Linked DNA regions of Mus musculus: regions 1, 3 and 4 are each linked to region 2. Evidence: chromatin loops called from intact Hi-C (ENCODE). Cell type or tissue: left cerebral cortex. All regions are shown on one strand.

The links. Hi-C counts contacts between places; a loop is a spot of excess contacts. Peaks named below come from ENCODE experiments on the same cell type or tissue, not always from the same donor. Only the 100,000 strongest peaks of a DNase experiment are listed, where the experiment ranks them.
Region 1: it touches region 2 in a loop (2.3-fold over the local background); 2 of 42 quality-filtered maps call a loop at or near these places.
Region 3: it touches region 2 in a loop (2.8-fold over the local background); 4 of 42 quality-filtered maps call a loop at or near these places.
Region 4: a loop joins it to region 2, with 5 times the contacts of the local background. A loop is called at or near these places in 11 of 42 quality-filtered maps.

Annotation. Positions count from the first base shown.
Region 1 is chr9:50,908,188-50,916,187 of GRCm38, reverse strand. Sik2 (salt inducible kinase 2) reads left to right here. Exons shown (of 16, transcript NM_178710.3): 7 at 526-746; 8 at 2,652-2,804. Among named protein-coding and RNA genes, the nearest start is that of Gm25558, 24 kb to the right of the region's middle. In left cerebral cortex, no CTCF peak of the experiment used is centred here; a DNase peak (open chromatin) is centred at 3,886.
Region 2 is chr9:51,003,442-51,011,441 of GRCm38, reverse strand. It overlaps Sik2 (salt inducible kinase 2), which reads left to right and starts at 2,369. Exons shown (of 16, transcript NM_178710.3): 1 at 2,369-2,701. The coding sequence starts at 2,567. In left cerebral cortex, CTCF peaks have their summits at 2,108 and 4,365; DNase peaks (open chromatin) are centred at 2,182, 2,295, 3,147, 4,352 and 1 more place; H3K4me3 peaks cover 2,526 bases; H3K27ac peaks cover 1,705 bases.
Region 3 is chr9:50,890,013-50,898,012 of GRCm38, reverse strand. Sik2 (salt inducible kinase 2) reads left to right here. Exons shown (of 16, transcript NM_178710.3): 13 at 530-640; 14 at 1,278-1,369; 15 at 2,052-2,669; 16 at 4,624-5,212. The coding sequence ends at 4,654. It also overlaps a transcript of Ppp2r1b not described here. Among named protein-coding and RNA genes, the nearest start is that of Gm25558, 6.1 kb to the right of the region's middle. In left cerebral cortex, a CTCF peak has its summit at 2,005; DNase peaks (open chromatin) are centred at 2,222, 4,138 and 4,963.
Region 4 is chr9:50,796,508-50,804,507 of GRCm38, reverse strand. Alg9 (asparagine-linked glycosylation 9 (alpha 1,2 mannosyltransferase)) reads right to left here. Exons shown (of 15, transcript NM_133981.2): 9 at 4,267-4,389; 10 at 2,416-2,570. LOC115487294 (a small nucleolar RNA gene) reads left to right here and starts at 326; the gene lies at 326-465. In left cerebral cortex, a CTCF peak has its summit at 3,330 (motif pointing left); DNase peaks (open chromatin) are centred at 3,320 and 5,929.

The DNA.
Region 1 (8,000 bases), 95 kb after region 2:
CCGAGGATCAGTTCATTGTGCTTGTTCTGAGAATGAAGCTTAATTTTTTTTTCCTTAGTGGAAATCTAAGTCTATGACTAGATAGTTTGAGAAATGCACTAGAAAGATTCCTTTAGCATACAGATACCTTGTTCTCACCTGTGATTTTTTTTTAAAAAAAAGATTTATTTATTATTATACATAAGTACACTGTAGCTGACTTCAAACGCACCAGAAGAGGGCATCAGATCTCATTAAGGGTGGTTGTGAGCCACCATGTGGTTGCTGGGATTTGAACTCAGGACCTTCAGAAGAGCAGTCAGTGCTGTTACCCGCTGAGCCATCTCGCCAGCCCCCCTTACCTGTGTTTCTTAAATATTTCTTCAGCATCTGAACTTGACAAGTCTATCATTTATATATTCATTTACTCATTTGTCTTTCTGCTTTCAAGTGAAGGATACAAAGATTGTTGTACAAGTCACATGGGCCATGCTAGTATGCTTGAAGTTGATATATGTGACTTTTTTAACATTGCATTTTCTATAGATTGTGAACACCTCATTAGAAGGATGTTGGTCCTAGATCCTTCCAAACGGCTAAGCATAGCTCAAATCAAGGAGCACAAGTGGATGCTCATAGAGGTTCCTGTACAGAGGCCTATTCTCTACCCACAAGAACAGGAAAACGAGCCGTCCATTGGAGAATTTAATGAGCAGGTTCTTCGACTGATGCACAGCCTTGGGATTGATCAGCAGAAGACTGTTGAGGTAAAGTGACGGAGAGGTCTGCAGAGGTTTAAATGTTCTTCTGCATTTGGGGCTTGCAGCTCCATGACCACACTGTTCCTGTCTTTTAGCACATTCGTCCCTAGTGGCTGGTTCCCTGAGGACTATGTCAGGCTCTGTTTATAGTTAGACATTCAATCTCTAAACCCTTCCTTTGCCCTGTCTGCCAAAACACCCAAGAAAAGAATTTTGGAGGGTTAGGAAAAGGCAAAGATTGAAGCTTAAAAGCTGGGCATAGTGGGGCACACTTTTAATCCCAGTACTGAGAGACAGACAGATCTCTGTGGGTTCAAGGATAGTCAGGGTTACATGATGAGACTCTATCTCATAAAAATACAGAGTAGAAAGTTTCTTCCAAAGTGAAACAAGGATTTCATATTGGTATTAAAATAGTTTATATGGACTACATATATGGAGCAAGAGTAAGGGCTGAGCCAAGAGCCAAAAGGAAGGAATGAGACTGAAAACCGCCAGTAGGGTTGAGGAGAACCAGGTTAAGCAGGCAAGTAGGTTATGATTTGTAAGTATTAATGGTTATAGAACTAAGAACTCTATAAACCTGGAAATTTCCTTTTGGCTTTTTTTCTACCTAGTAGTTAGCATGCTTAGAGAACAGATGTAGTACCTGCACAACAGCCCCACCAAGATTGGACAGTGCCTTGAGGACACTGTATCTTGTCACCTCTTGGAACCATGAGCAAAACCAAACTTGCTTTCTTGCTTTGTGCATTGTGCACTCAGTGACATTTTCCCATGCTTACCCATGGAGTAGATCCTGATGGCAGCTTTTGTGGGGCTCCTCTGGCCTGTGGGTTTTTTGTTTTCTCTGCGGGTTTTGTGGATCCATGTTGCCCCATATAGCACAGTAGATTGTCAGGTAGAATTAGAAGCCAAATGAGAAGTTGTTTCTCTGTGGCATTGGCATCCTGGGAAAGCTGGCAGACTAATAATGTGAAAATTCTGGGAAGCAAGTTTATATTCAAGACTTCCAAAGGGTGGAGCTGCAAAAACAAGAGGAAAAGATTACCTAAGAATGCAGACACACTGACTCTCCATCTAGCTGCAGATGTCATTCTCCAGCCCAAAATAATCACCAGAAAGTCCACAAAGGCTTTTGTTCATTCACCAGAGCTTTCAATGATTTGAACTTTAGTCAAGCTATAAAGTTAGAAGTTTGAGCACAGGGAGTTGATCAACTTTACACCTAGTTACCACTGTGAGATAGGGCCATATCACAGCACTGGCAGCCACTGTGTGAAGCAGTGATGACATTTATTCATTCTCTCTCTCTCTCTCTCCCTCTCTCTCTCTCTCGACAGGGTTTCTCTGTATAGTCCTGGCTGTCCTGGAACTCACTCTGTAGACCAGGCTGGCCTCTAACTCAGAAATCTTGCCTCTGCCTCCCAAATGCTGGGACATTTTTCTTAATGCAGAAAAATTAATGGATCCCTGATAAGAAATAAAGAAATAGAACCAAACACTCATTTAAAGATGTCACCTTTGATGAATCTAGAGACCTGAAGTGTATGTCTTCCTGTCTCTGAATTCTGGAAAGGTTTTTGCTCAGAGGTATACTTCACTACTGTATTTTTTAAGTACCTTGGTGCCTAAAATTATGGGACTGAAAATAACACCTCTAAAATCTTAAGCCAGAATTATTGTGGAAATTTCTGTGAGTGGATCTCAGAGGGCACACTTGGTCCAGTGCCCTTGGGCTGAATATCATGGCAGAGCCTGTGCTTCCCTTCTCAGAAGACATGAGACAGAAAGAAAAGGTTTTGTGATTTCATTATCAGGATACATGATTGTACCCCCTCTTTAAAATGGTATAGACCCCTTTGTTGGTTTTCACAGTTTTCTACCTTCAGCACCTGTTTTCTCTTTCAGTCTTTGCAAAACAAGAGCTATAATCACTTTGCTGCCATTTATTTCTTGTTGGTGGAACGTCTAAAATCACATAGGAGCAGTTTTCCTGTGGAGCAGAGACTTGATGGCCGCCAGCGTCGGCCTAGCACCATTGCTGAACAAACAGTTGCCAAGGTAACAACAGCCATGTAGCCACTAGTCTCATTTTGTATGTGCCTTTTTATGTTGGACACATTTTTTTTATCATTTGGTACGAACGGTTAGGATCTCATCCTCTACAGTTTTTTCTAGAAAGTTTCATCCACTGTCATTCACTAGATCTGAAAACTGTTAGCATCCTCCTCCTTTTAAGGATTAGCTTTATTTTCAGTTCTTTTCTTTTTAAGAGGTATTTTGTCTTTTAATCATTTGCTAATATTGAGAATTAATGGAAGTAGCCTGTACTTTCAGTTCATTTACAGAATTTTTTACATATTGACTGTATGCAAGTGCTATTATTAGGCACTGTAAGAGTTTGAATGCATGGGACACCATCGTCGCTCTCAGAGCTGTATCACAGAAGCAAAGATACAACCAGAATCATCCTTCAAAGCAGGATGAGGGCAAGGGAGAGAGAGGCTCAGAGAATAGGTAGCTGCATGGAAGAGATGACATGTAAAACAGGCCTTCATGAAGATGTGAGACCTTGACAGGGACAGGAAGTACTGAAGACATTGTGACTAGAGAGGAGACACCCAGTGATGGACACAACTGCTCACATGGACCATTGTAGGTCTTGTTCCTAATAATTCAGCCCATTTGAAGTGAAGTCTACAGAAATAAAAATTGGAGTGGTAAGTGGAAGCCATATTGTGAAAAGCTCTAAATGCCAAGGATGACTTATAGGTGAGGACGTGATCATGAGCTTCTGCAGACAATGAGGTAGGTAGTCTGGGAGATGGAAAGGATGGTTTGCTTAGGAGAGACCAGGGGCAGGAGGTTGTTTATTGTTTGTTTTGAGACAGGATCTCACTGGCTGGTTTAGGACTTGCTATATAGACTAAACTGGCCTTGAACTCAGACATTTTTTTGCCTGTCCCTTCCAAGTACTGGGATTAAAGGCATGTGCCACCATGCTCTATCTTGGAAGAGCAGAAATGTATGAGAAATGCTTACAAGATTGTCATACCAAGTGAGATGCAGAATGCTGAAGATTTAATGTGGTGCTGGGAGGAACAGGGATGAAGGCCAAGAATGGCAGATCTCGTGTGGGCTTAGCTCTGATTTGGAGGTGCAACTGCACTTCAGGAACACCAGAGCAAACCCCAGATTCTGTGCCTCGCTTTTTAAAGTGGTCGTGGCACTAAGTGCAGTGACAAGGTGAGTTGGTATCTGTGAAGCCCAAGAATAGTACAAAGCAAATGTTGAGTGTCTGTTCTACAGCAGAGTTAGAGATGACCGTCTTCTCAGTGTCCTCAAAGGCCTCAGTGGGGGCAGAGTGGGGTCATGGCTCAGTGCCAGGAGAGGATGTGATCTGAGAGGTCTCGCTCTGTGTAGAGACTGGGAAAGGAGTGCTTCTCCCAGTTAGGATGCTTCTGCTTCTGTGAGTTCAGAAGGATTCTCATAGTTCAGTGGGATTCTGATGGACAGGCACATAAGGAGCTTTGCATTGGTTTCTACCGAACACGAGAAGGGAGGGGGATGAACATTCTTGATTTCTAACGGGCGAACTATATATATATATATATATATATATATTAATATCTTAAAAATAATGTGGTAATGCAAATGTGAGGGAATACTATATCAGTGTAGCTCCAGATATGTGGATCAGAGTATTTCTAAGCACTCAAGAATCTTCAAAATTGAATAGCACTGCTTTTAAGCAAGATTGAAAAGGGACAAAAGAACTCCTGAGCTGTGTTGATAGTAGTGATCTATAGTGATGTGCTTCCTATGTACAAGTATGTCTAGACAGAGGGATAGGAAGCAGGATGCCCAATGCAGTTACAGACTTTCTCAGATAAGCTTACTCATTCACAAGTGAGAGTGGTAAGGGCTTTCTTTCATCAGCAGTTGTTCCCCAGCATGTGCGTGTGTTACTGGACAAGACATCCTTTCTGATCTTCGTGGTAAGCACATCCCTCAGATAGCTCAGCGTGTATTTGATTTGACTTGAGGTACAGGTAAATAGTATACATGGCTTCTTTTGCTTACTGACTTTGTTACTGCTAAGCACACCACACAATCTTTTCATTGTACACATTGGCCAGGTCAGCATCAAACTGCATTCTGTAATTTCAAATGTGTCCAATTCTAATAGAAGGCTGCCCAGCTTACCTACTAACTTGTTGAAAGTGCCTTCTGGGCCCTCTAACAAGGAGGTCCCACAGCTGAAGAGTTGTTCCCTGCCCTCTGTGTTTTAGTGTGCCTTGTTAAAAAGCTAATTTCTCTGTTTATTTGGATGTAACAGTTTTAATAGAGCATCTTTGTTTTAATTCTCTGATTTTTGTTTGTTTGTTTAAAGAGAGTGTAGATCACTTGTTCCCTGACATTGCAATAAACAAAACTGAGAAAACAGCATGATCTAATACAGAGACCACACACACTATAGAATCACGCAGACCTTAAGTTCCATGTAGAGATGAATGACTTTACTCAGGTAAGGATGTCTGAGATCCTGTGTTCCTAAATATAAAAGGAAAATGGTGCCTCCTTAATAAGATTGCTACCAAGGGCTGGAGAGATGGCTCAGCGGTTAAGAGCACTGACTGCTCTTCCAGAGGTCCTAAGTTCAATTCCCAGCAACCACATGGTGGCTCATCACCATCCCAATGCCCTCTTCTGGTGTGTCTGAAGACAGCTACAATGTACTCATATAAAAATAAATCTCCCCCCACCCCCCAAAAAAAGATTGCTACCAAGATAAAACTAGTCAACCTATGGGGATAGTTGCATTCAACAAAGCACAGCTCCCATCTGCAAGGCAGTGTCACAGCCACTGAGGCCCCTGAAATACCCAAGAGCCACCCCGTGCTCATAGGGAGTCATTAGTTTAATGATGGAGGACCCTTCTTTTGTAGACAACAGTGAGCTGCTCACTGTAGGTAGGTGGTCAGTACTCTCATTCACTGTATATCGTACCAGAAATATCAGACAACGATTTAGGAAAAGAAAACTCTTACATTTTTCTCATCGACCCTAAATACTAGTTTTTAACAACCCTCCTACTTCAAGTTTGTGTCAGCTTTAAGCAGGTGAAAATGAAATGGTCGTCTCTTTTCTTTAATTGCTGATTAGCGGTTGCTCCACAATCATAGGACAAAGCTTACTTTTAAGTTGTTTGGGTTGCCATAGCAAAATGCCAGATGAGCATTTACTTCCTTGAGGTTCTGAAGGCTCAAGGCACATGATCTGGTGCCTGCAGTAAATTTCTACCAAAAGCTCTCTTCTAAGCTAATAGATGGCTACCTTCTGTTGTGCCCTCTCAGCACATGGATTGTGGGGAAACCCTGTGTGTCTTACATCTCTCTTGAATACCAGCCTGCCATGTAACAAGGGCCTGTAACTCAGTGGCCAGGAGGGACAACATAGTAACATAACATTCTCTCACCACCTTTATAATTTGAGAATACCTTTGTGCGTGATATCCTCCCTGATTAAAAAGGACAGTTTTCGCCCAGTGCTGAGGATCGAATCCAGGGCTTTGTAGGTTAAATACTCAACCATGCCATACCCCAGCTTCTGAAAGACAGCTCACACAGACTTGTAAAACACACCATTCTGTTTCCTAGGAAGCCACACCAAACTATTATTCCTCAATCTAAGTTCATGGTCACTTTCTGCAGTCCAAGTCAAATGTAAAATTTGTGGAAGAGACCAGGTGTGACAGTGTGCCTAGAATCCTAGCACTGTAGAGCCTGAGACAGGAGGATTAAGGTATCAGTACCAGCTAAAACTCCAAAATAAGACTTTGCCTCCAAAAAAAGACAGAAAGGAAGGAAAGGGAAAGGGAAAAAGGGAAAGGGGGAGAGGAAAAAAAGAAAGGAAAGGAAGGAAAAGTTGTCAAGGAAAGTGTGATGTACTTAATCTGATACAGCTCGGTCCAGCATAAAGAATTAGGGAAACAGGATGGAGCTAGAGCAGCCTTGTGATCAGATACGGCATCTCATTTCCAGTGCAGTATCTTCAAGTAAGGCGTCCCTGCTCTCAGACAGAAGGAACAGGTTAAGAAATTAAGGAACTAGAAATCAACCATTTTGTTTTACGCTTTAATTGAAAGCTGGTGATAGGGTAGGAATGTACTAAATGTACATTTATTAGGAAATGAAATTGTTGTGTGGTAACCAGAGAGATGCCCAAGATATACAACATAACCCCAAAGAAAAAAGATGAGCAAGAAGCTGATCCTTCATTGTGCTCAGAGAGTACACAGCACTTTTTGTGGTGTTTCCCATCCACTAGCCACAGATGGCTTGCTGCTGTTTTATTAGTATCACAATGTATCCTATGTTTTAAGTATACTCAAAATTTTGAGATGTATAGAAAGAACATGTCTCCTCAAGAATTATCAATTTAGCTAAACATGATGGTGTATGTCTTTAATCCCAACAATTAGAAGGTAGAAGCTATTGGCTCTCTATAAGTTCCAGGCTAGCCTGGACTACACAGTGAGTTCCACAGCTGCATGGAGAAGTCCTGTCTCAAAAACAAAAACAAACAACAGCAAAAATCAACTTAAAATTCCAACTGGAAGCCATGAGAGACTGGCTGACTCCAAAACTGCATTCGTCTTCTTGTCCAGTTGTTTTGTCCTTGGGGTCATTTTAAGACTGGGAGGAAGAGAGTTTATGATGCTAAGCTGAGGGTTTCACGTATTACCTTTCAACCTTAACTTCACTATGAAGTGGGTATTACACCCATTTTTATGAATTAAGAAAAGATTCAGAGAAAGTTAAATTACCTGATTAAAGTCATCATGGAAATAGTAAGTAATAGATCTACAAATTAAGCCCATGCCTGGAAAAAAAAATTACAATTTCATGTGGTTTTGTCCCTTTTTTGTGTGAATTTAACAGTCAGCATCCTGTATCTTCTGCCATAACTATAGCAGGGAAAATGGAGGCTCTGCTTCTTCCTATGGGAGTCTGGTATGATGATTGTCCCCCAGATTGTCACAGTGTCTATTATGTTCAAAGCACATCTGAAAAGTTATTCTGCCAGTTTCTAAGGCTATGGCTAGAAGGAGAGTTGCCTGTCCTTGTTCACTTAAAGCATTGACAAAGGAGACAGAACAATGGAATGAACCACCCACAGAAAGCCAAAATGTGGTGGCTCATGTCTGATACTCCATCACTTAAGAGATACAAGCAGTAGGCCCAGAGTTTATAA
Region 2 (8,000 bases):
GGCTCAGATTTAAAAGGAGTACTGTTCCTGCAGAGGACCTGAGTTCAGTTCCCAGCACCCACATCAGATGCCTTAACACCACCTGTAACTCCAGCTATAGAGAGCTAATGCCCTTTGGGGGACACTATGGGCATCTGCACGCACACCTGCATGTAAATACCCACACATACACTTAGCTAAAAGTAAAAGAAATCTTTAAGGGGTTCAACATTGAAAGAATACTTATATCTGATATGCATCCAATTCTATTTTCAACTATTGCCCTGACAGTATTCCTTGGTGCCATGTTTTTCCAGGACCATGTGCTGCATTAGTGGCAAGTCTCTTAAGACCTTAAATCTAAAATTCTTCTGCAGTCTTTCTTTCACGACAATGGCAACTTTAAGCATGCTGGGTAATTAGGGGATAGATGTGTGCAGTTTACATTTTTCTGCTTTGTTTCTTCGTGACAGATTCAGAATATGTACTTTTAAAGTAATATCACTTCAGAGATATGTCCTGGGTACTTCAGATCAGAGGGCCCTGTGTGTTATTTTATTCCAATTGCTAACTAGGATCATTCTATCAGGAAATTGACTGTCAGATTTCTTCACTATAATTTGTTATCTTTTGTTAATCCTTCCCAATGATTTTTTTATTCCAAAGATATTTTGAGACTGTTTAAATACCCTATTCCCCAACCAAACTTTACCCAATGACTTTAACAACTATTGTTAATTCTTGTCTGAGCCAGTTATTACTATAACAGCCACAAAATGGTGATTTCATAATTTTTACATGCATCCTCTTCTCATTTATCCTGACTGGGAACATAGCTCAGTGATACAATACTTGCCTAGCATGGGTACCGTTCTGAGTTTGAGTTTCCTGAATGAGATGGGGAGGGCATAGACATTTAAGGGGGCTTATCACATATACAATATTTCTGAGAACCTGTCTAAAAAAAAAAGTAAAGTGACAAAATGAAGTATGAGCTCCTTCTAAGATTTTAATGTAGGCTGGGAATGGTGACACCTGCCTTTAATCTCAGCACTCAAGAGACTGCCTAGTCTACATGGCAAGTTACAGGCTATCTAGGGCTACATAGTGAGATGATGTTTCAAAAACAAAAAAAAAAACAACAGTCCCAAAACAATAAAACACTAGGGCCTAAGAGATGGCTCATTGGCTAAAGTTACCTACAGCAACCACCCCTAGGACTCACAGAGTGGAAGGTGAGAACCAACTCCCACATCCTGTCCTCTGACTTCTTACACAAAATAAAAAGTAATGTGTGTTATAGTGTATTTCCAAAATTGTTGGTTTTTGATACTTAGATTGGCTCAGATTTGGCACTGGTGGGCCCCTTCAAGCTGGCTTCTGACATATTCTTCCTGTTGTATACAAGGAATCCCCTGGTTTACTCATATTAGATCTTTCAAGAGCATCTTATACTTGCCCCCGCTGTCATTACTCCCAAACGAGTTGCGTTTCTTTTAATGGACAATGGGTACCCAGGAACCAAGGTCTGGACACACATAATATATTTCAAGATATTAAAATGTTGTGTTTACTTAGGTCACCATATGGAAGACTGGTGTGATGGGTTATAATTAGAACTCTAGCATTACCTGTGTGACGTTGGCAACTCCCTTCATTCTGGCAGCCTGCTGCGTCATCTGGAAACAAATCGGATTAGATACTTTTTAACCGTTTACAAGTTCCCAAAGCGTTTTAGGATAATACCGGGTCACCTCTCCACAGAGACATGCTCAACTAACATGCTCAACCTACATTTCAGAGGTTCCAGACTCCGAAGCCCATTAGCAATTCCAAATTCCGGGCTTAATCATCTCTGGGGTCTCTTTAGCGCTGACATTTTTTTTTTTTTTCTGCAAGTGACCGACTGCTGTGAGTAGGAATTTAGACGTCAAAAAGTGGAGAGACTTATTTAGTACTGACAAGGGAGCTAAAATGAACACAAAGAAAAGAGGCTGTGAGCAATGCATTGCTCAGCCACGGTGCTCCTCGGGCTCCAAATTTAGCGCTGCAGTCCGCTGAAGAAGAGGTTTTGGCGGGAAGGGCTGCCCCGGCGGAGAGCGCCCGCCAGGCGACCCTCCAGGAGACTGGCCCAGTGCATCCTCCGCACGGCCCACCAGGGCTCGCTCTTGCGCTTCTGCTGGAAGGCAGGAGGAGCGGGGCGGGGCGGACGGCGACCCCGCCCCCGGCCGCGACGCCCTCCTCAGCCTTCTCAGGCCTCGCCGCGGCCGGAAGCCTCGTGCCCGCCCGACCCGCGCACCGCCCCTCCCTCCCGCCCCCGACGTCGGCGCGGCTGCGGTAGCCATGGTGACCGGTGGAGGCCCGCCCCCGCCCCCTGCCCCGGCCCCCTGACGTCGGCTCACGTCAGCGCCGGCGCGCGCCTGGCTGGGCCCTGTGGGGCGGGAGGGAAGCAGCGCCGGAGCGAGAGCCGCGGCCGTCGCCCAGAGCCCAGGCGCGCCGCCCGACGCCCTCCTGCCCGCTCCGTGCCGCTTCTTGCCGGCCAGTTCGTTCGCGTTCCCGTCGCCGTGTCCTGCAGCGGGGGCCAAGCATGGTCATGGCGGATGGCCCGAGGCACTTGCAGCGCGGGCCAGTCCGGGTGGGGTTCTACGACATCGAGGGCACGCTGGGCAAGGGCAACTTTGCCGTGGTGAAGCTGGGGCGGCACCGGATCACCAAGACGGAGGTGCGGCCCCGGGGTTCGGCGGGAGCGTGGCGCGGTTGCGCCCCGGGCGGGGGACGGCGGGCCTGGCACTGCGGGGACCGCGGGGTGCAGGTCGAGTGTGTGTGGGGTGTCCCCGGGAAGCCACACAGGCTTCCGTCCCGACTCTCCCACCCGGGAACCTGGTCTGTGGCCTCGGCTCCTGAGCACAAGTTCCGCGTCTTCCCGGCTTTCGGCTGGGGGTGGGGTGGGAGGGGAAGTCTCTGTGCTCCGGGGCCGCGCGGGGACCAACGTCGCCGGCCGGAGAAAGGGGACCAGCAGCTCCCAGGCTCGGCGGACGCGGAGCGCGGCCCGGACCAAGCCCTCCTCTTCTGCCCGGCGAGGAGGGGGTGACGCGGACCGGACTGGTGCGGACGGGCCGCTGTCCATCTTCTCTGGGCCCGCAGGGTCTCTGAAACGGTTCTTTGGCTGGCTTGATCACTTGCAGGAGGTATAGCAAATACACCAGACAATAGAGCTGGTTAAAAATGGTCATCTCAGCTCTGCACCGTTCTCTGGGGTTGTCCCTTTACCAGGTGTGCATGCTGGCTGCGAGCACGCATTCCTTAAGCCACATCAGATGGACTGTACTCAGCTCTCGACAGCGTCCTGACATTGACTCTCCAGCATCCTCCCTCCGTGCACTGTACATATTTTCTCCCCAAGTCTGCGTTCTTACCTAGCCCACCCTCTTCCTTCCATTGCCTCAAGCTGCTCTCCTCGGGGTCTCTATTTTAAGACGTGCAAATTAAATACCTTGGAAAAAAAACGATCGAAACAAAACCATTTCTTAGTCTACAACCTAGTGGTTTTGACGTACTCTATTCTGCCTTGTGATTGCCACTTGAGTTTCACCGATTTTCAGTTTCTCTCCCCAGTTTTCATCCTTTTCGGGTTTTTTTCCTACTATGTTCTTAAGAACGTTCTAATCTTTGACTATAGGACCTCCACCCCCACCCCCTGCCCAGGATGACTTACGCTTATGTAAGGTAAAGGGCATTTAAAAGCCTTACTGTTTTCTTAGCAGTTGTACTTAAAAGTTTTGCTTCATGTCCATTTCCATAAAGAAGGAGGACATGTCTAACATGTCTTCACTTTTTGTTTTGCCTCACAAATCCCTGACACACCACTTAAATCTTTCTTCTTTAGGGCATCAGTACCAAGGTCAAAATTTTTCCTTTCACAAATTTACCAGTGTTATGAATCTAGATTGCTATAATGATAAGTATATTGACATTACCAAACTTTTGCATAGCTGAATTTGACCCCAGCATTTTTGTAATGATTAAAGTGTTTCGTTTTTATAAAGAGTTATGGCCAAATGTCATACCTTTACCTCGACGTTAAATTAAAAGGAAGTATCTTAAATGGGTGTATTTATGAGTCCTTTTCAATGACTGCCAAAAATAGCACATTACAGAGAGAGTCTGAACTTTTTGGTTACATTGTTGTGTGGTTGGATAACAAATCCATCCACACGATTTTTCTTATTAGCAATAGTTAGTGGTCAGTTGTTGTCAGATAGAGTTTAGTTAAAGTTGTATCTCAGAGCTGCTTCAGTGGCGCTGATGGCAATTTATACATTCTCTTCAGGGTGACAATTCTGATGGTGTCCCTTTCAAGCTGATATTTCTTAGGAAGCGAGCTAGGGGGCACTGTGGAGTAACATTGCCTATGACTGTCAGATCAGTTATATTTGTGATTGAAGACACCTGTCAGCTCACGAAAGCTCTTGCAGTTGCTAAAGGGGGTGTGTGTAGTATATATGTATAAAATTATTTTATGTTAAAAGCTAAACGTTTAGGTGATAGATTCCACCTCACTTGTGCTTTTCTGTTTTGACAGAACATAAGGCTGAGCATTTTGTGGTAATTTTGTGATTGTTGATACTAAGGCATAGAAATGGTCTAGTAGTTGCTATACTTAAAAGTCTTTGTAGGTGTTTTAGTTTGCAAAATGGTTTTCTGAAGTTTTATAAGAAAGTTACATGAAGACTTGCTTAGTAAAATCATGGACTCAGTTTCCAATAATGTTTCAGTGAGTTTTTTTCTTTAGGAAAAACTTTTTTATTTACTAAATATCTGTATCTTTGATAAATAGAACAGTCGTGCAAACTGTAAATAAAATAGTGAAATTTTCAACTGTTTTGCATTATTTTAGATTCTCATTGTTTAACATTCCGCAGTAATTAAAATGAGAACAGTTAATAATAGTATAAAGAAAACTATTAAATGCCGTTCGGTGGTGGCGCACGCCTTTAATCCCAGTACTTGGGAGGCAGAGGCAGGCCTGGTCTACAAAGTGAGTTCCAGGACAGCGAGAGCTATAAAGAGAAACCTATCTCAAAAAACCAAAAAGAAAAAGAAAACTATTAGAAAACTATGATTATATTTAGTGCCATGGAAGTTCCTTGTGTACTTTATTTTAGCATTATGGGCTTGTGTTTTAGAACGTGGCCATCTCTTTTTTCATCAAGTTTGATCCTGAGGCAATTTTAAAATAGAGTCATTTTTAATTATATTTGTGTGTACACATGCCTCCGTGAGTGTGTGTGTGTGTGTGTGTGTGTGTGTGTTGGTCAAAGAACAACTTGCAGGATCTGGTTCTCTTTTTCGACTGTGTGGGTGCTAGGGTTCGAACTCAGGTCATCAGGGTCTGCAGCAAGTGTCTTTACTCGCTGGCTATCTTGACAGCCCCTGAGACAAATCTTAGGACTTAGTTTAAACATCTATGTGACAGATACTTTTATTTTTAATGGCTCTTTATCTTCTGTATCACTTACAAAAAAATAAGATATCTTTTTGTAGCACTTGGGAGAAGTCTGTTTCCCTTTTAGGAAAAAAATTAGTATACAAAAAAGGCATTAACTTTGGTTTAATCTATCAAATGGCTTAACACCAAGAAATGTAATTACGTCATCTGAAGCAGTATTCATGTGCTTCATCTCTGTGTAAATTTTGCACACAAAAGGGAAGGGAAGGGGGTGGTAGAATCTAGTTTCCTAATATAATACTTTATGAAATCTTTGTAAGCTGGCTTATGAATTACAGGAGCTAATTTTGTAAAATTAGCACAATGGGAAAAGAATAACACCATTTAAACTATTAAACTATTTTGGGCAGTGGTAGTTGCTAGTTTTCTGTTCTATGAATGTCCTTGAGTAGTGTTTTATTAATACTATATTAGGAAGCAATTTTTCCCTTCTAGTTAACTATATAGTTAGTTCAGGAGGTGGTTTCTTTCTTTCTTTTTTTTGTTTTTTGTTTTTTTTTTTGTTTTGTTTTGTTTTTTGTCTAAGAAAAATTCTAGGAAAATTACTTTCTACTTCTAAGTGCTCTGTTTTCTATTAAAGAATGTTTAGTATAGCAAATGTAAAGAATAAAGGAGAGCATAGCACACAGTATATAGTTCTTCCATTGTGGGAATACATTGTTCTCAACATGTCACATTGCCTTTTAGTATTCTTAATGTGTTTGTTTTCTATAAGTGGCAAGACATAGAATATATGTCTGTGCCCACACATTTTACATTTTGTTTATCATATATAACTTTTACAGTATTTTAGCAGTTTAGAATTCAACTTTGTAGATAGCCCATTTTACTTATGATTCTCTTATTGACTATTATATCATTTCCAGTTTTCAACAATTGATAGGGAACATAATTGTGTATCTAAGACTGGGTTTTAAATGTTTTGGGGAAAAGGAATTGCTGGTAATTATTAGAGAAATTACTGAGAAGGTATAATTTTTTACAATCAAGAGTTTTTACTATTTAATCTATGTTTACTATTGAAAAATCTTAAAATATGGATAAATGAAACTAATTACTTGTACCTTCAGTAGTGCACCCAGAGATAGCCATCAGTGTTTTCAGCTCCCTCTCTCTACAGATAACGGGCTTTTCCTCACTCAGTACCATACTTTTTGTGTTGCTTACCTCTATTAGTCATATGAAGACAAGTGTACAGAAACTTGGGAGAAGTTCTAAAAGTTACCTTATTAAAGTGGCCTGTAGGAATTAGGCTGCTTACTCACTTGCTTACCCCCAAGAGAACATGGACTCAGAGCAACTGTCAGAGGCTGTCTGAAAATTGTCTTTGTTCACCAGAAAGTTTTCTGTGTGTATTTTGGGAGTTGGATGTTCAAGCATGATCCTCAGTCTACCACCTTAACGTGTAGAATTTCTTAACATTTCCCAAAAACAAAGTTTAGAATTATGTTTTTATAGTAAAAGTAGAAACAAAAGAAGGGCATGTTAAGCCATGAGCATGGTATTTCTTTAAGAGGGCTTTTAAACAGTTGGTTTATATTTTGCTTTGACATCTTGCAGCTCTTTTCAGTAGCTTTGGTATTAGTCTTGTGCTGCAAAAATACTCTGGATTTTAAGACATAGCTGTACTATGTGCAATAGAAGGACCTGTTACCAAATGTCTTAACCACTAGCATGTGTAAATAGGCTTGGATGTGATCTTTTGTGTGTTGAAATAGGACTTTGATTGGTCATAGTGTGTATAGGCTTTATTAGACTGTTCTCTGGTTTCTTAGTCTTCAGGCAAGGAATTGCTAAATTGTTTTGCTAAATATTATTAAAATTACCTCTTTTATCAGGGAAGGGAAAACAAATATTCACAGTAAGAGTTATGTAAATGTTCGATTTATGTGTGTGTGTGTGTGTGTGTGTGTGAGAGAGAGAGAGAGAGAGAGAGAGAGAGAGAGAGAGGGGTGGGGAAGGGCATGTGCATGCTATAGCACTGTGGCACATATGTGGAAACAAAAGAACAATTTTGTAGATTTAGTTCTCTCTGTCAGCCTTTATATGGGTCCTGGGATTTGAACTCAGGTCACCAGGCCAGTACAAGTGCTTTTACCCACTAAGCTGGCCTAGAGTTGTGTAAATTTTTCTGATCTGCAGAAATTTTTACCTTTAACAGAGTTTAGTGTGTTCTCATTTTAAGTCCTCTAAGGAATTCTATCTTGGCACCAGGCAATTAAGAAAACATTTATTTGGAAATCATGAAACTGGCCTCCTTGGATTCACATGATGACATTTGATTTATAGTCACTGCTGATTAAAGTTTCACTTCCTTGGCATCAAATGGATCACAGAATTCCTTATGATAGCTCCCTTTCCTTTTTAATAGAACTTTTACTTGCCCTCCTACATCTGTATTTTTTAAGTGATTTCTGTAAAAGTTTTTTTTTCATTTAAAATTCATATTAAATTCTATTTTTCAAAGAATAGAAATATCCAGTTATTATATCCAGTTTTGATAGTTAAAAGA
Region 3 (8,000 bases), 110 kb after region 2:
GATAGAGGCTTACAGGCTCAATCTAGTTTGGGCTCACAAAGCAGGCAGATTACATATGGATGACTCTGAGTCTCCCTTGACTACACACACACACACACACACACACACACACACACACACACAGAGAGAGATGAACACTACCCAATTAGAAGCTTCTCATCACTACTGTAGATGTGAAATCACTATTAAATATGAGGATTAGTCACATTAAAAATAGAATAAATGTTGCTATTTCTTGAGGCAATATTGAGTGCATCCTGTAGTATCCTGGGCCCACGGGTAGGTAAGCACCTTCTAGCACAGCAGGCAGGAGCTCTTGTTCTAATTGTAATACTGATGAGGTAATGGTTGAGGGCAGATAATACTGTAGATTCTCTGAAAAGCAATCGTCAACCTCCCAGTTAGGGCAAAGCTTCTGTGCTAGGTCATGTGGGGTCTGGGTTCCACCCAGTCATTTGCAAAGGCGCTTAAACTATGGATTGAAACTTTCTCACAGAGCAATTGAAATGTCCACTCCCTTGATCCTTAGGAGGAAATCTCCCAGCAGCAGGAAAGTGTCTCCAGCCTGTCTGCCAGCATGCACCCTCAGCTCTCACCACAGCAAAGCTTGGAAACCCAGTACCTACAGCATCGACTCCAGGTAGGACTTAGCTTTCTTAGTCTGGCTCCCTTTATCATGGAAGCCTGTTTTCCGTTATGTAAGGTAGCTGTTTTATTCCTTATAGGCAGGTAATTTAATCCTACACTAGTGGCTAGAAACATGCTCAAACTTAGCCTTATTTCCTATGTTGACAGAAGGAAAGGATAATGCCATCACATGCTGGGAAAGAGACCTGGCCTACCTCTAATTTTATAGAATAATAAGATAAATCTGTAATCTACAGAATTTTAGCAAGGCTGTCTACTCTGGTATATAAAGATCCAAAAAAATGACATGACTGACATAGGTCCCATTCAGAATGAATCACTTAACAGGCACTGGGCCTTCCCGTCAAGAATGAAGTCTGCTTTTCTCATTGTTCTCCATGAGCGTCCCAGTCCTGGAAGAATTTCATAAGTGGAAAACAAGTAGGCAAGAGCTAGATGCCCAGACCTGCTGACCTAACGCCACTCGTCCAGGGTTCTAGTGGGCAAGTGTCCATGCTTTCACCTGGGATTCTGGAGGCCACGTCTAGATACACTACCAAGACAGGCAGCCAAAGGGTGATGCTATCACCTCATCTGCATCCTAGGTAACAGCATATGCTTAAGCTCTTATTGCTCTTCTGACCTTCCAGAAGCCCAATCTTCTGCCAAAGGCCCAGAGTCCTTGTCCAGTGTATTGTAAAGAGCCACCTCGGAGCCTGGAACAGCAGCTACAGGAGCATAGGTAAGGAAGCCTTTGGCCAGTAAAGTCAGTTGTTTTCATGGCAGCCTGAAGAATGCTTCTTCTAGGACCATGCACTGGTTACATGGTCATTGTCTGTTCAGGCCTGGTGTTAATGAGACTGTTGAGAAGCCTGGAGTATAAGCTGGCCAGGTGGCAGCAGCCCCTAATGCGCTCTGCCATTTCCTTGTATTTCTCTGGGCTACGCTCAGCCCTAAGCTTTCAGAAGCAGTGGCCTAAAGCAGTGATTGGGCGTTCCCCGTGGTGCTGTTTATGTCAGCTGCTCGGCCAACGGGAAACCACCCTAATCATCACCCTGCCAAGATGGTCTCTGTTTCTGAGCAGTCTTCGTAGTAATTAGAGAAAATGTATAGGCGCTCACTTAGATCAGAGGGGTCAGTCAGATAGGAGCAAAACCCACAGTGGTGAATTCTTCCTCTGACTTTCCCCTTGCATGGAAGAGAGAGAAATAGTGGGTGGGGGTGTCAGGTGTGATGGTGCATGCCTGGGATCCCTTAGTCTCCTGTGACTAAGACAGGGGGATACAAATTTAAGGCCAGCCTGAACTATATGTAAGATTCTCAAAACTTAAAAAAAAAAAAAAATAGGAAACTGGAGTTCATGCCTGGTATTGCATTTATATTACACTCACTTGAGATATAATCTTTTGGTGTTGCCAATTTAGGCTCCAACAGAAGCGACTCTTCCTCCAGAAGCAGTCTCAGCTGCAAGCATATTTTAATCAGATGCAGATAGCAGAGAGCTCCTACCCTGGACCAAGTCAGCAGCTGGCTCTTCCCCACCAGGAGACTCCACTGACATCCCAGCAGCCCCCATCATTCAGCCTGACCCAGGCCCTGAGTCCTGTCCTCGAGCCCTCTTCTGAGCAGATGCAATTTAGCTCTTTCCTCAGCCAATACCCAGAGATGCAGTTGCAGCCACTGCCCTCTACTCCCGGCCCCCAGGCTCCACCTCCCTTACCCTCACAATTGCAGCAACATCAGCAGCCACCACCCCCACCACCACCCCCTCCACCACAGCAGCCAGGAGCTGCTCCAACCTCCTTACAGTTCTCCTATCAGACTTGTGAGCTGCCAAGCACCACTTCTTCTGTACCAAACTATCCTGCTTCCTGTCACTATCCTGTGGATGGAGCCCAGCAGAGCAACCTCACAGGGGCGGACTGTCCCAGGAGCTCAGGACTTCAGGACACCGCATCTAGCTATGACCCACTGGCCCTCTCTGAGCTCCCTGGACTCTTTGATTGTGAAATGGTAGAAGCTGTGGATCCACAACACAATGGGTATGTCCTGGTGAATTAATCTCAATCAGGAAGTGAGGTGGCTCTAGTGAAGGCAGACTGTGGATTTGTATTTTTATTCCATCCATTTAAATTTAAAGCTTACTTTTCCCCTTTTCCCTAATGGGGAAAAATCGGGTTTCCCAACTGGAATCAGGGTTTGACTAGGGTAGATGTTCCTCCTGGCTCTGTCCTACCACAGAATTTTCTGTGCCAAGGGCTAGAATGTAGTTGGAAGCGGGAGTGTATGCCCTAAGGTAACATGGAGCAAGCTCTCAAAGGAGGAACCAACAAATGTTTGTATAAAGTGACAGCATAGACCTAGGTTTTACACCAAAGATTCATTTACCTTGGTGAAAGCAAGGCAAATTGTGTGTTGTATATATCACATAGTGGGAGGGAAAGGGGATACATTTCCCTAAAGCCAGGCTAGGCAACAGCAAAGTACTTCAAGGCATATCAAGATGTTGATGCAGGGTGTCCTCAAGACCATCACAAAGCAGCAGAGCCTAAGTTGTGTTTCCAGGACACTTGAGTAGCAGCTGGTACTGATCCCAGAACCCTGTCTGGGAGCACGCAATAACACCTTCTCAACAGTGCCCCTGGATGGCCGAGTGTTAGGATGCGCAGGGTTCCAGAGCCCTCACCTGTAACAACAGGAGCCTCATCCCAGTGGAGGCTGAGGCAGAAACCAGGGAGCCTCAGGAACTTGGGCCCTGTGCTGGGAAGCCAGGCTCTTCCTGCACAGCCTCCAGGAAGCCCCTGGAGTGTGCTGTGCTGGAGTGATTCCTTTGGTGACTCCTGCTCCCCACCGTGCTGTCCTGAGCTTATGGAGCTTTGCACGTTGGGCAGGCAGTTTCATACAGGGCTTAGACATTTTAAAGACGCACAACAAAGGAACTTTCACATGCCCTGTGTAGTGTGTGCCTTCCCCAGCTCATCACACTCCTTTCTCTAGGAACCAAGCTTTCCAGTTATGTCCTGCTAAACCCAAAGGTTCTTGAATCTGTTTCCACCATGTGGGATCTGAATTCTCCATTCCTTAAACTTTTGATTTGTATGAAATGTTCATGTATTATAGCAATATCAAAGAATCTCAGATGTGTTAGCCATTTATGAGAAAAGCTTAACCCTTTAATTGAAAAATAGATGCTGTACCTAGTCAACAGATATCTAAAAGTAACTAGTAATCTGTTGTTTGCACAGTGACATCCAGGTGTTACAGGCTCAGTATTGTTTATAAAATTATAATTTCTATTCTTTAGAGTGGCTTGTCCAATCAGCAGATGAATGCACTAAGCACAAAGCGTCTTCCTTAAAGCACAAGAAGAGAGCTACTCCACAGATGCTGCCTCTAGAAACACCTATAAGTTGCCTTTCCTCTCTGTAGTAAGTGTCCAGGCAGGCAAGGGAAGACTAGGCATGGGAAGTCTCCGGAGAGCCATCCTGGCCCGCAGCCCAGCCCAGCTCAGCCCCTGCCAGTGTTGGTGACTCAAGCAGTCCTTGAGGCTGGCCAGAGACTGTAGTTGTTGGGCTCCCCACTGGTGCCAGGCTGCTTTGGAAATGCGCTCTGCTTGGAATTGGGCTGTGGGTTACAGCAGGAGTAGATAGCAGGAGGGACTGTCATTTTGTGATTTAATAACTAAAAATCCAGTAAGGATAATTTGTGTTTCTTTTATTCATTCTATTCCTCCTCGTACTTAAGATTGATAATTTCATTGGAGAGATCATTTCATTAAGATCTCTGATATGTTTAAAGCTTTGCAAAATAAGCCAAGTTATAAAGTGGGGCTTGATTTCTTTAGACTGAAGGAGAATGTTGTCCCAGCATTTACTGCACAAGTGCTGTAATATTGACAAAATGAAAATGCCTTCCAGATTGAAAATGGGGGCTGCTCATTTCAGGACTGCAGGATCAGACCACAGCAGATTGGCATAAACCCCTGTCCCCCAACAGGGTTGTGAGCTGCTTAGCCCGGGAGACCTAGCAGCTATGGCAGGACAGTTAGGCAACAGATGAGGGGCTGCGGAGAGGCTGTCAGAAGTTTAAAGGCTGCAGAGAGAAGCTGGGAACGCTCATCAGCGGCCAAGCCTGTTAGGCACTGACACAGAGAGGAGGTGAGGACAGTCGCCTTGTGAAGACCGAGAACCATCCTGCCGGAACCTGTCGTAAGCTCCCATTTCCTCCTTCCTTCCTTTCAAGTAGACATCCCTAGTTCCACGGCTACCTTTATGTCCTGAGGTGGAAGCTGGTGAGAGCAATGGGCCCTCCACTCATCTGATTGCTTCTGTGTCTGCCCCCACCTAGTGACTCATGGAAGCTTCCAAGCCTTTTCTCCTCACAAGTACTAAAGTAACACTAAGAAGGCTTAGGCTCTCTCGTGGAGAGGCAGCTTTGTAATACTGACGTGTCTGCCTGTCGGTTCACATCAGCAGTGTGTACACTACTGTATAGTAACCCTTAGCTTTGTTACTGTAAACTAGCCTCTCCAAAGAGACTGGTGATCCAAACATGAGGTAAAATTTCCATTCGGCAAAAAGTGCAATATGTGTGGTACTCTTTTATTTTTTTGTTTATGGTCTTGTTATCCAGGGGTATTACTCTCTGCTTTGGGGGAAATGCATTGCTTCTGCAATTTCCAGTTGGGCAAGTGTGTCTCTAGTATTTATATGCAACTGACATGCTGGTCCCTGTAAGGCAAATAGAGGATGTTAATGCAACAGAAGACAACCGATACGGGTCCCACTCCTCTATTCCAGGGAGCTGCGTGACCAGCACCAGCCCTCAACTTGCCCCAGCATGGCTGCCTGAACTGCCACCTTGGGAACAAAGGTCGGGGGTGGGGGCAGTTCTTTATGTCCATAGCCCTCTAAATCTACCCAGTGGGATAGTGAGGACCCAGGAGAAGCCTTTGGGAGTGACGTGAGGTATGAGAGCTGGTCTGAACAAAGCCCTTCCTGGTGCTTTGCATCCTAGGAAAGCGGAAGCCAAGGCCTCTCTATCTTAGAGATGTGTTCCTGGTGTCAGGGAGGGAGGACTTCAGCCTCTCCCTCTCATGTGCCCTCCCTAACTTTTATAACTGAGTTCCTGCCCCCCCCCCCCCCCCCCGTACAGTGCACCCTGTGGAGTAGCACCCTCTGCCCTCCCGAGAGCTCTGTTAAATAGAGTACTCAGCAAGCATTCATCACAGACCTCTCTACCTATACCCCAGGAGCCATTATACCTAAGGGACTGGGGAAAGGCTGTTCTCAGCTGGGGATGAACCAGAAACTGAAGGAGCTAAAAGTAGCAGCTTCTAGGCCAGATGATCAAGGGCCCCAGGTGTGCCAGCAGCTCAGGACATGGGATCCAGTGGGCTCTCCTTCCTCTGCAGGTTCTCCAGTCTCTAATCAAGCCTGCTTCTTAAATATATCAGGATCGGACTTTCTCTGGTCTGGATTACACTCATACCAACAGTGAGTTAAGTTCCCTGTTAGTTTACAGAAAATTCATAGTCCAGGCAACTTTTTTACACCCCTTCTCCTTAGAGACAGACAGTATGAAGTGTCACTTAGAGACAGACAATATGGAGTGTCACTTGATGCCAGCGATCACAGTGGGTCTTACAGAGTCCCTGTGCTGGGCTGACCTTTGCTGTGTTTGTGCCCCTAAGCTGGGCTGCCTCTACTGCCTCCTCGGAAGCCACTGGAGCCGCTCCGTCTCTCTGTGCCTAGACATCAAAGGTAGAAACTGGAGAACAGGTAGTAAGTTGGAGTCGCTGCCCAGGCAGGATCTTCATCACTTTGTTGCTTCTGGAAACTTTTTATAGAACTTACCTTCAGAATGATTTGTGGGAGACAAGAGCAGAGTCAACCTGTTTCAACACTGGACAAAAACACACTTCAGAACACACACATGTCTTCCCTGGCTTGGGGGCTCAGAGAAGTGAGAGATTTCATGGCTTTTTGCACCACTTCAGTGGCATGTGAAATGAGATATTGAGCCTTAAAAGGTCCTTTGGGCCCTAAAATCTCCTCTCCGAACACCTTCTCACTGATTTGTTGAGCCATTTTCACCCAGTTACAACAACCTAGCTGATTCTAGAAGACTCCCAGCATTCCTAGTTGCACCACACATCATATGTCCATATACTATGTGAGCAGATTTGGGCATGTGGCTGGCTGCATTGATTGACAGACAGCTTAACCACGGATGGGTCTTACAAGTCATGTTTACTCAGCCTGCCGTCCGTGTTCTCAGCAATGTACCAGGCACTTCTGAGTGCTTGCTTAGATCCCCCACATTGGCTCTGCAGGATTAGCTAGAGAGATTCTGCCCATTTTTCTGAGGGAAGCAAAGCTCTTAAGGATGCACGACTTAGCTGAGGTCACAGAGCTCAGAAGTGGGGATGGCAGGGATACACACCTTCCTTGCCTGGCTTTTGGCTTTTGGCTTGTGTTGGAGCCCTGCCCCCACAGCTGCAGCCTCCATTTGACAGCTGCCTGGCTCTAAGTGCCCTTAAATGATACCTGTAGCTCTCTGGGGGACTGCACTGCACAGGGAAACATAGACACCACAGATTGGCCGTCTTAATGTCCAGTAAGTTGCAAAAGCTTGGGCTTACATCAAAGACGTTTGCTTATTCAAAGTTATGCAATCTAGTACTTTTCTCTATAAGTATATATTTGAAGGACATACCTCCTCCTTGATTGCCAAAGGGCCAAAAGGGCCCACTACTTAGTCAACACAGTCAACCCAAGAGACTGACTAGAAATTATGAACTCAACCTTTACCCTAAAGGAAAGGCACTAGAACATCTTTTTTTCTTAAAATTTTTTTTAATTTTTTTAAACACAGTCTCACTGTGTAGCCCTGGCTGTCCTGGAACTCACTCTGTAGAGCAGGCTGGCCTCAAACTCAGAGATGCACCTGCCTCTGCCTCCAAGTGCTGGGGTTAAAGGAGTGTGTCACTATGCCCATTGAATTTCTTTACCATTAAGTCCTGTCAAGTAGGAAGGCTTATTAGACACTTTGAGGATTACAAAATGGTAATATGCTTTGATGGTAGAGTGCTACCATTTTTCATAACCAAAATGGGTGAGTAAGGGTAGCTTTAAAAATAGAAATACAAACAACACCCTGGTGGATGGAGTAGTGTTACATTACCAAGTGCAGATAACCGATGCCTACCCGACAGGATTGCTAAGTCACGGAAATTCAAGTGGCAAAGCATCCTCAGTTCTCGTGGGTAAAAAGAAGAAGAAGAAAGCAGCAGGAGGGGGCAGCCTAGTGGGGGCCAGTCTGCCTCTGGGGGACTGCAGTTGAAGAAGAGTGGTAGAAACTATTTGCACTTT
Region 4 (8,000 bases), 210 kb after region 2:
GACCTCATCTCAAAAGAAAAATTATATATACGTTTACTCTATAATAGCAGCCTAACATACCCAAACCTTACAACAGTATGCCCCGTGAAGAAGGCAAGTCATAAAAGAACATGTATTTGAGGATTTCAATCACATGGGATGCACAGAGCAGACACATTTATATGCAAAGGAGATTAGCAATAGTGGACTGAGGACATACAAATACCAAGACAAAGGGGTGGGGAGCAACAGGTAAAGGGCACAGAGCTTTTGAGATGATAAAAAAATCTTCTAAACTGGAGGGTGATACATCTGCAAATAAAGCCACTAAGATACACACTTGGACCCCCCTGGTACTGGGTAGAGACACCTTGTTGGTGGCGGTGTTCTTATATCAGTCAGGACAGAGCAGATGGCGGTCCTTTGTGCATCCTAACTTGATGCCTGGCTTAGTGACCAAAGCTGTTTTATGCCTAGGACACATAAAAATCAAATCAAATCAAATCCAGGCAGCACAGTGAGGGAGGAAGATGACAGAAATCTGTGCTCAGCCACACCAAGGGCAAGGAAAGACACTCACAGACCTGCCCTCAGCCCCACAGCACAGGAGGCCATAGACACACAGAGCCCTGCCTTCCACCACGCAGCACAGCGAGGGAGGGGGAAGACAAACCTGCAGTCTTGCACATGGCGCAGATGGACAGAGACACCTGCCTGCCACTCGCCATGCAACACAAAATGAAGATGTCACCCAGGGGCCCGCTGGCCATGTGGCCAGCCTGCAGCAGGAGCCACCACAATGTGTGAGTGTGTGGTGGTCAGATGGGAGAGAAAGAGACGAGGAGAAGCTTGAGCAGTGTGAAGAGATGGAACTGGAGACTTGAGGGTGGAGAGGAGTAGCCTGTTGTGAGTGGCCAGCCCTGCCTCCCAGGGCCATGGTGAGGTCCCAAGTTGAGCTGCTGCTGAGGGCCATGTGCCATGGCTATGCAGAATCTGGGGTTGGTGACAATGTCTGTGAGTCATGTCACACTTGTGAACATATGTCCCTGGTTGGGCAGCCACTGGATAACACGTGGATATCTAAGGGCTGTGCTCACTGGATGCAGCTCTCTGGCCCCACCCCTCACTGGATGTAGCTCTCTAGAGAGCTGGCTCCATCTCTCATTGCTCACTGGCAGCAGCACTCGGAGAGCAGGCAGCTCAGTGGCGCTGGCCCTGGTGGCATGGATGTGGGGGTGAGGCTCTTCTCCCTCACCCCGCTGTGTATGGCAGCATTGGGTGGCCTGGCCAAAGCCGTGCTGGAGAGCTCATCCTGCAGGTGCAGATAAGGGAGAGCCAGAGGCTGACCAGCTCAGATACCACCCAGGCCCAGATCCACCCCAAAATCTACATCAGCTATGAATGGTTGGGATGCGTGCGAAGGCCAGTCCTGATGATCCAAAGCTGCATGACCTCCAGGACACAGGGCAACAACAGGATAACCAGGAGGAGTCCTGGTGGGGATCCAATATTGAGGCCAGAGATCTCAAACCAGAACATAGACCCACTGCAATGAACATTTACAAGTGAAGATGTGTGGACAGAGGGATATACTGTGGGACACTGTGACCCACTACAGCTTCCACAATGAGACATTTTCTATGCTGTGTGTGTGTGTTTAATTTGGAGGTGTGTTGCAGGAGCAAAGGGCAGATATGAGGGGACAAGGAGATAAACAGGCCTGAGATGCAGGATGTAAAACTCAAAAAGAATCAATAAGCTTTAAAAAAGATATATACTTGGAAAAGCTGAACTCACACTTTGAGTTCTCATTAAATCTGTTAAAAACAAAAACCTATCCTCCTATTTTTTTTCTAAGTGACAACTGAAAATCGTAGCAAGAAAGAGCTCCAAACTGCTGAGATCATAAACAGAGAGAATCTAACAAGTGTAATTATACCCTCCAGAGAACTGACCTGACCCAGCGTTAAATTAGGATTAGAAAGTGTCCCATACTGCTAACTGTCCGATATAATCCCAAAGTCCCTGTCCTGTCTGACTCTGACATTCTGTGTAGTCTGCCCTAGTGCCATCATATGTACTAGGCCCATGTGATAAAATATTCAAGTATTAGTAAATGCATCCCACTGACAGGAGACAAGTGAATATCATAAACCAAACCAGCAAACAGAGCGGAATGCCCCCTTATGACTACACAGAGCTTTCAGAGTCCGCTCTCTACAGGCTTTGGTACGGATAGAGCTGCACTCTGTAACTTGTCTTTACGTGCTTTTGTTGTCGCCTCTGTTGACTGACACAGGGTCTCATTGAATAGCCCTAGCTGTCCTGGAGCTAAGGCTGGCTTGTAACTCACATTCACCTGCCCTTAAAGCCTTACAAGCAATAATATAATAAGTCAAACAGAATGGGGCAGACAAGCATCTCCCTGACACTCACCTGAAGTGCAGAAAGAGCAACAGCACCACAGAGGCATATGAGCGGATAGACTGGGAAGAGAAAGCGCTCTTCTTTATGAGGCTGGATGAAGAAAATTATAAACCAAATATACATTGGCGCCAAGGTCAGCCAATACGGGTGTCCTAAATTCTGAACTGCAAGACAGAAAAATATTTCCGGCATCACATGAGAAAAAAATATATATATCATTTTAATTCTTTTTCATTTAAATGTGATACTATGCCCTAGGGCATCCCATAAAATATCTCAGCTTAGGCATCAACCCTCATCCTGACAGTCTGTTGACACCAAACAGAGAGGAACACACTCCTAGATCTTCCAAGAGATCTAGAGAGGGAGGTATAACATACAAGATTTGGTTAAAACACATGGGAAAGTAGAGTTAGTGGGTAAGAGAGCTTAGTAGAGTCTAGCTGGGTGAACATGTCTGCAATGTGTCCCGCACTAGCACTAAGGCCTCCTCAAACTAGCCAATCCAAGTTTTGCATAATCCTTTCATGCACACACCAGCAGGTTTGTTAAACTAGGCATGGAGGGGGGGGGTGTCAATTCTGAACCCTCTGTCAGGCCCCAGCCCAGTCTACTCCGTTTTCTTTTGCTGTCCAACTGGCTTCCAAACCCTATTCCCTGGAGTGCTAGGATTCCAGGAGTGTCACCAAGCTCAGTGACACTGTTCCCCAGGAAACAAAAATACTCTAATAGGAAGTTTCCTTTTTATGTTTTCGCTCTTTCTCTATAATATGCATCTACTCCAAATCACAAAACTGGAACCAACATGTACTTAAAGAATCAGGAGGGAGGGAGGGAGGGAGATGGTGAATCCAAGACCATCTTGACAGTGAGAGGTGCACATGGACTGCAGACCAAAGGCAGACACACAGCACCCCCTACTGTTCATTATGCCTATAGCTTGACAGGCAAGAGTCCCCTCAGGGTCTGATTTATCAGCTCCCCAGACTGGTTACTCTTTGGAAGTAAACCCTCCTGACCTTGGACCAGTGAGATGGCTCAGTGGGTGATGAGATGTATCCTGCCTTCCAAAAGCTGTCCTCTGACTCCACACGTGTGCTACCTGCCCCTCCCTCCCTCTCCCTCCCTTCTCCCCACCCCCACAAATCATGGTCTAAATCTTTTTAAATGAGTGAAGATTCCCCTCACTGTCTAGACAGCAAGTGCTTTCTAAACCATTAGCAAGAGCAGCTGAACGGGTGAGAAGGGAAGATCAATCAGCGGGTGTCAGATCCAGCTGAGATGCTGACAGTCCATCTTCCCAGCCTCTCAGGAACTTGTGCTCAGATGTGTCTTCCACAGGGCAGGCACCGGACACCCAGCTCCGTGGCTGGAGACCCAGGTCAGGCTGCTCTCCTGCTTCTGCAGTGACAGCATAACCACACTGAGCTCCCTCCCTTAAGACGGGTCCTCGGCCTTCCTAATGCTGCGGCCCTTTAACACAGTTCTCCATGTTCTGAAGACCCCTCAACCATAAAACTATTTTCATTGCTACTTTATATAACTAATTTTGCTACTATTATAAATCACAGTGTAAATATCTGATATGCAGGACATTTGATATGTAATCCCCAAAGGAGTAGTGACCCACAGGTTGAGACCCACTGCCTAAGGGGCTACAATGTTCTCTGTCTTATTTAATTCAAACAATTAACCAAACTTTAACATGGGTTTATATAATCTATAAATGCAGACTGCAATCTCAGACACTCAGCCATTCCCACAGAGAGAAAATGGAAACTAAAAGAAGCAGATTTCCACACAACCTGCTGCTTGCTTCCTCCTCCCACAAACCAAGCGTATCTTACGCGGCTCGCTCACCATGGAACCTCTGCAGCAGGTACTCCATAAGGAAAGTCAGTGGCAAAACCAGAAGAGCCAAAGCAAAGGCAACATTGAAGTTCAGAAATCCATTGATTAAATAGAAATACCATGGTTCTGTACCTGAGGGAAACGGATGGGAAATCATTAGTGATGCCTTCAGCACTGTCACAGCACATGTAACTTCCTTACTCTCCTGCTCAAGCAACACTGACAAGCCAACACTCAACTAAATGGAAACCCATAAGCCTGTGCTCTCCCTGGTGCTCCGCTGTGCACAGGAAGCACAAGAGCAGAAGACGGAAGGGCAGACTGGTGAAGACGCTATAGATGTGTACCATTGGGCTTGGACTATTTCACTTTATTCCCATCATCTCCTCTACCATAGAGGATGCACAATTGTCCTCTAAAGGATACAGTGATGCGGTGCCAGTGCACCAGCAGGCTTGAACATACGAGAGCTTTCATACTGGACTCCCAGCCTCCAGAAGGAGAAGTGAGTCTATGCTCTTCATTACCTCGTCTCAAGTATTCTGTTACGATGGCACCTACAAACTCAAATGGCTATTTGCAGTGCCTACTCCCAAACGCCACACCCACATGGGACAAACACGTTCTCTAATAGTGGTAGCTTAAGAGCACAGAGCTATAGGAAACAAAAAAAAAAAAAAATCATTGGAATTTTAACTGGGGCTTCAAGTTCTGCATTCAATATGTAGGCCAAATGATCAAAGCCAATAGATAAACTTACTTGGAGCTATGTAACCCCTTGAGAAGTTCAATTACTATTTTATACACATATAAGATACCATGTATTTCGTAAGAGGGAATAACTCATGGCCAGGGTTAGGGATAAGTTGAGTGGTAGGGTATTTGCCTAGCATTCATGAAGCCCTGGGTTTAGTCTTCGTAGAACCAGATACACACACCATAATTACATATATATTTAATAAAAATCAACAGCTTAATTTTGTGTGTGTGTGTGTGTGTGTGTGTGTGTGTGTATTTTATGTGTATGTATGTGCAGGTGCTTATAAAAGCCAAAGAAGGCATCAGATGCCTGGAGCAGTGGTTCTCAACCTGGGAGCCGAATGATGCTTTCATGGGGGTCATAACAGGTATCCTGCATTTCAGAGACTAACATTACAATTCATAATATTAGCAAAAATTCCAGTTATGAAGTAGCAAGGAAAATAATTTTATACCACATGCATAATACACAACATGTATTAAAGGGTCAGAGCATTAGGAAGGTTGAGATTGCCCACCCTAGAACTGAAGGTACACGTAGTTATAACCTGCCTGACTTGGTACCAGGAAACCAAACTTAGTTGCCTCTATGAGGGCAGCAGACACTCTTAGCCACTGAGCCATCTTTCCAGCCTCGCCAGCTCCACTCCCCCAACCTTGGCTACAGATTAGATCAGAGACCCAGGTCCTGCTCAGAACTCAAAGGACACAGAAAGAAGCAAAATGGCTGAAACAAATCTCATTCTCACTAGTTTTTATTCTGTAATTCAAAATCCTTAAGCCTAAGTGGTAAGAACTAGCTCCCTCCCTGCACATGAGCTGTTTTCCTCTCTGCTTTTCCCCCTGTATGATTGCTTCAATCAGGCAGTGAATGACACGTGTGGGCTTTAATCAGTGTGTGTTGTGACATCCGTCTTGCGCCACAGCAATTCCCTGCAATCAGCATTGCTTAAAAAGGTAATCAGGAGGCAGAGAACACTCAAAAACCTAACGCTTTGTGGCTTGCACAGCAAAAATAAGGTCAGAGACTAAAATCATAATGCCAGCAACACTTGGAGGAATGGGAGGGCTCACTGAGGAAGGGCCCGCTTCAATTGTGGGCCACCTCTGGGGAAAGTTCACTCCTGCTCACAGACAGCTAAACGGTAGGAATGGAAGTCTGTCTCCAGCAGGTCATTCAGGACATCTTTAATCTTGTCTTCCCCATGTCTCTAAGTTAAATAAACCCTCTGGAGAAATGTCTTCTCTGGGTTTCAATTAGTAGGAGCATTTTTTCTAAACTAAATCCTTTAGGACCCAGCTTTCTGAGAGGTGACTATCCACTCTCTCCCGCAATAAGAAGACAGGGCAACCTTTGACTCATTATATTTCTTAACAAAAGTCTAGAAATCTAGGCCTGTGGAGAAAAGAGACCAGCCAGAGAAGATGGGGGCCTTCCTTCTCTGTGCAGCCATGACGATGCTAAGCATCGGAGGAGGGAAGCTGCCTTCTCTCTGGTGCTTGCTCATACAGGTGCTGTCTTGGCAAGCACCCCCATTTTGAGCAACTGTCGCTACCATCGCTTACTATACCATACCTTCTATGTGATCTTCGTGTGTTCATTTATCAAGCTCTCAGCTAGTCTGTGCACATTTCCTAATAGGCTTACTTCCCTGAAGGATGGAGCAAGCACTGGGGAATAAGCCAAAACTGAAGAAAGGTCAACTGACCAAAACAAAACAAAACAAAAAACCCAAAATAAATAAATAAATAAATAAATAAATAAAATAACAAAAGACAAAAAAAAAACAAAAAAAAGGAAAAAAGGAACAAAAAATAAAATAAAAAGGTGACTTTTAATTCGGCTAGCGGGTGTCCCCCATATTCAATGGCTTGCATGCCCTAAGAGTGGCAGCTTTCATCTCAGGCTTTACCATGCTGATGCTCACAAGGCTAGGTCCAAGTTGACAGTGCAAGAAAATGCACCTCAGGTTGGCAAGCTGAGCATTTGGGGGGAGGGGACACAAGAGGACTCTGTAGCAGGCTGGCAGCAGGGTCTCCCTGTGTAGGCAAAGTGCCTCTGTTCCTTCCACTCAAATGAGCTAAGGGAGTCTTCAAAGAGGCTAAAAGAAGGAATCATGTTTATTAATCCATAGACTGAATGATGGGAAACCTGTTTTGCAAAGGCCTATAATTTTATACGACAGTGGGACCTAAATAATAGATCTTCTTACAAATGTCACACTAGCACCAAGAAGCCAGGGTAAGCAAGAGCAGAGGCTGCAGGACAGCACTGCCTGCCAGTCAACTCTAAGCGGGCGCCATCAGACCCCTAGGAGGCATCACGTCAGCTTACGAACAACAAATGGTGGGCACTATAACAAAGGCACTCGCTCTCCTGGCCCTCTGAGACCTTCCCTTGGGTAACAGGAGGGATGATGGCAAACATCCACAGACTACAGGATCCTGACCTAAGGTGCAAAGCGCAGGTCTGGGACAACTCAGTGATCTCTGCATGAGGAGCACGGGGCAAGGGGCCAGAGAGCACCATCTGAGAACTTGAAACCCTACCAGAGGCAGAACTCAGGACTTTCTGACCTCTGACTCCCATAGGCATGGCCTGTCCATGACTCTGCAGTTCCAGTCTACACTGCTCTGTATTTCCTGAATGCCTTGTTCTTTCTCAACAAAATTATCCTGTGTGAAGCACGCTGCGTGCGTGTGTGTGTGTGTGTGTGTGTGTGTGTGTGTGTGTGTGTGTGCGCACGTCACTCCATCATCCACACTGGCCAGGGCTCCTGACCATCTTTCAGCCAAAATGTGCAGAACTTCAAACGAGTAACTTCTCAGCCATCCTTTGGGTTGGACCTGCTCTCTATATCTTGCAACTCATGCTCTCAGATTTCTTCTTATTATTTCATGTGCATGAGCGCTTTACCTACATGTAAGGCTGTTCACATGCGCAAGCCTGGTGCCTGTGGAGGCCAACAGAAGGCACTAAATCT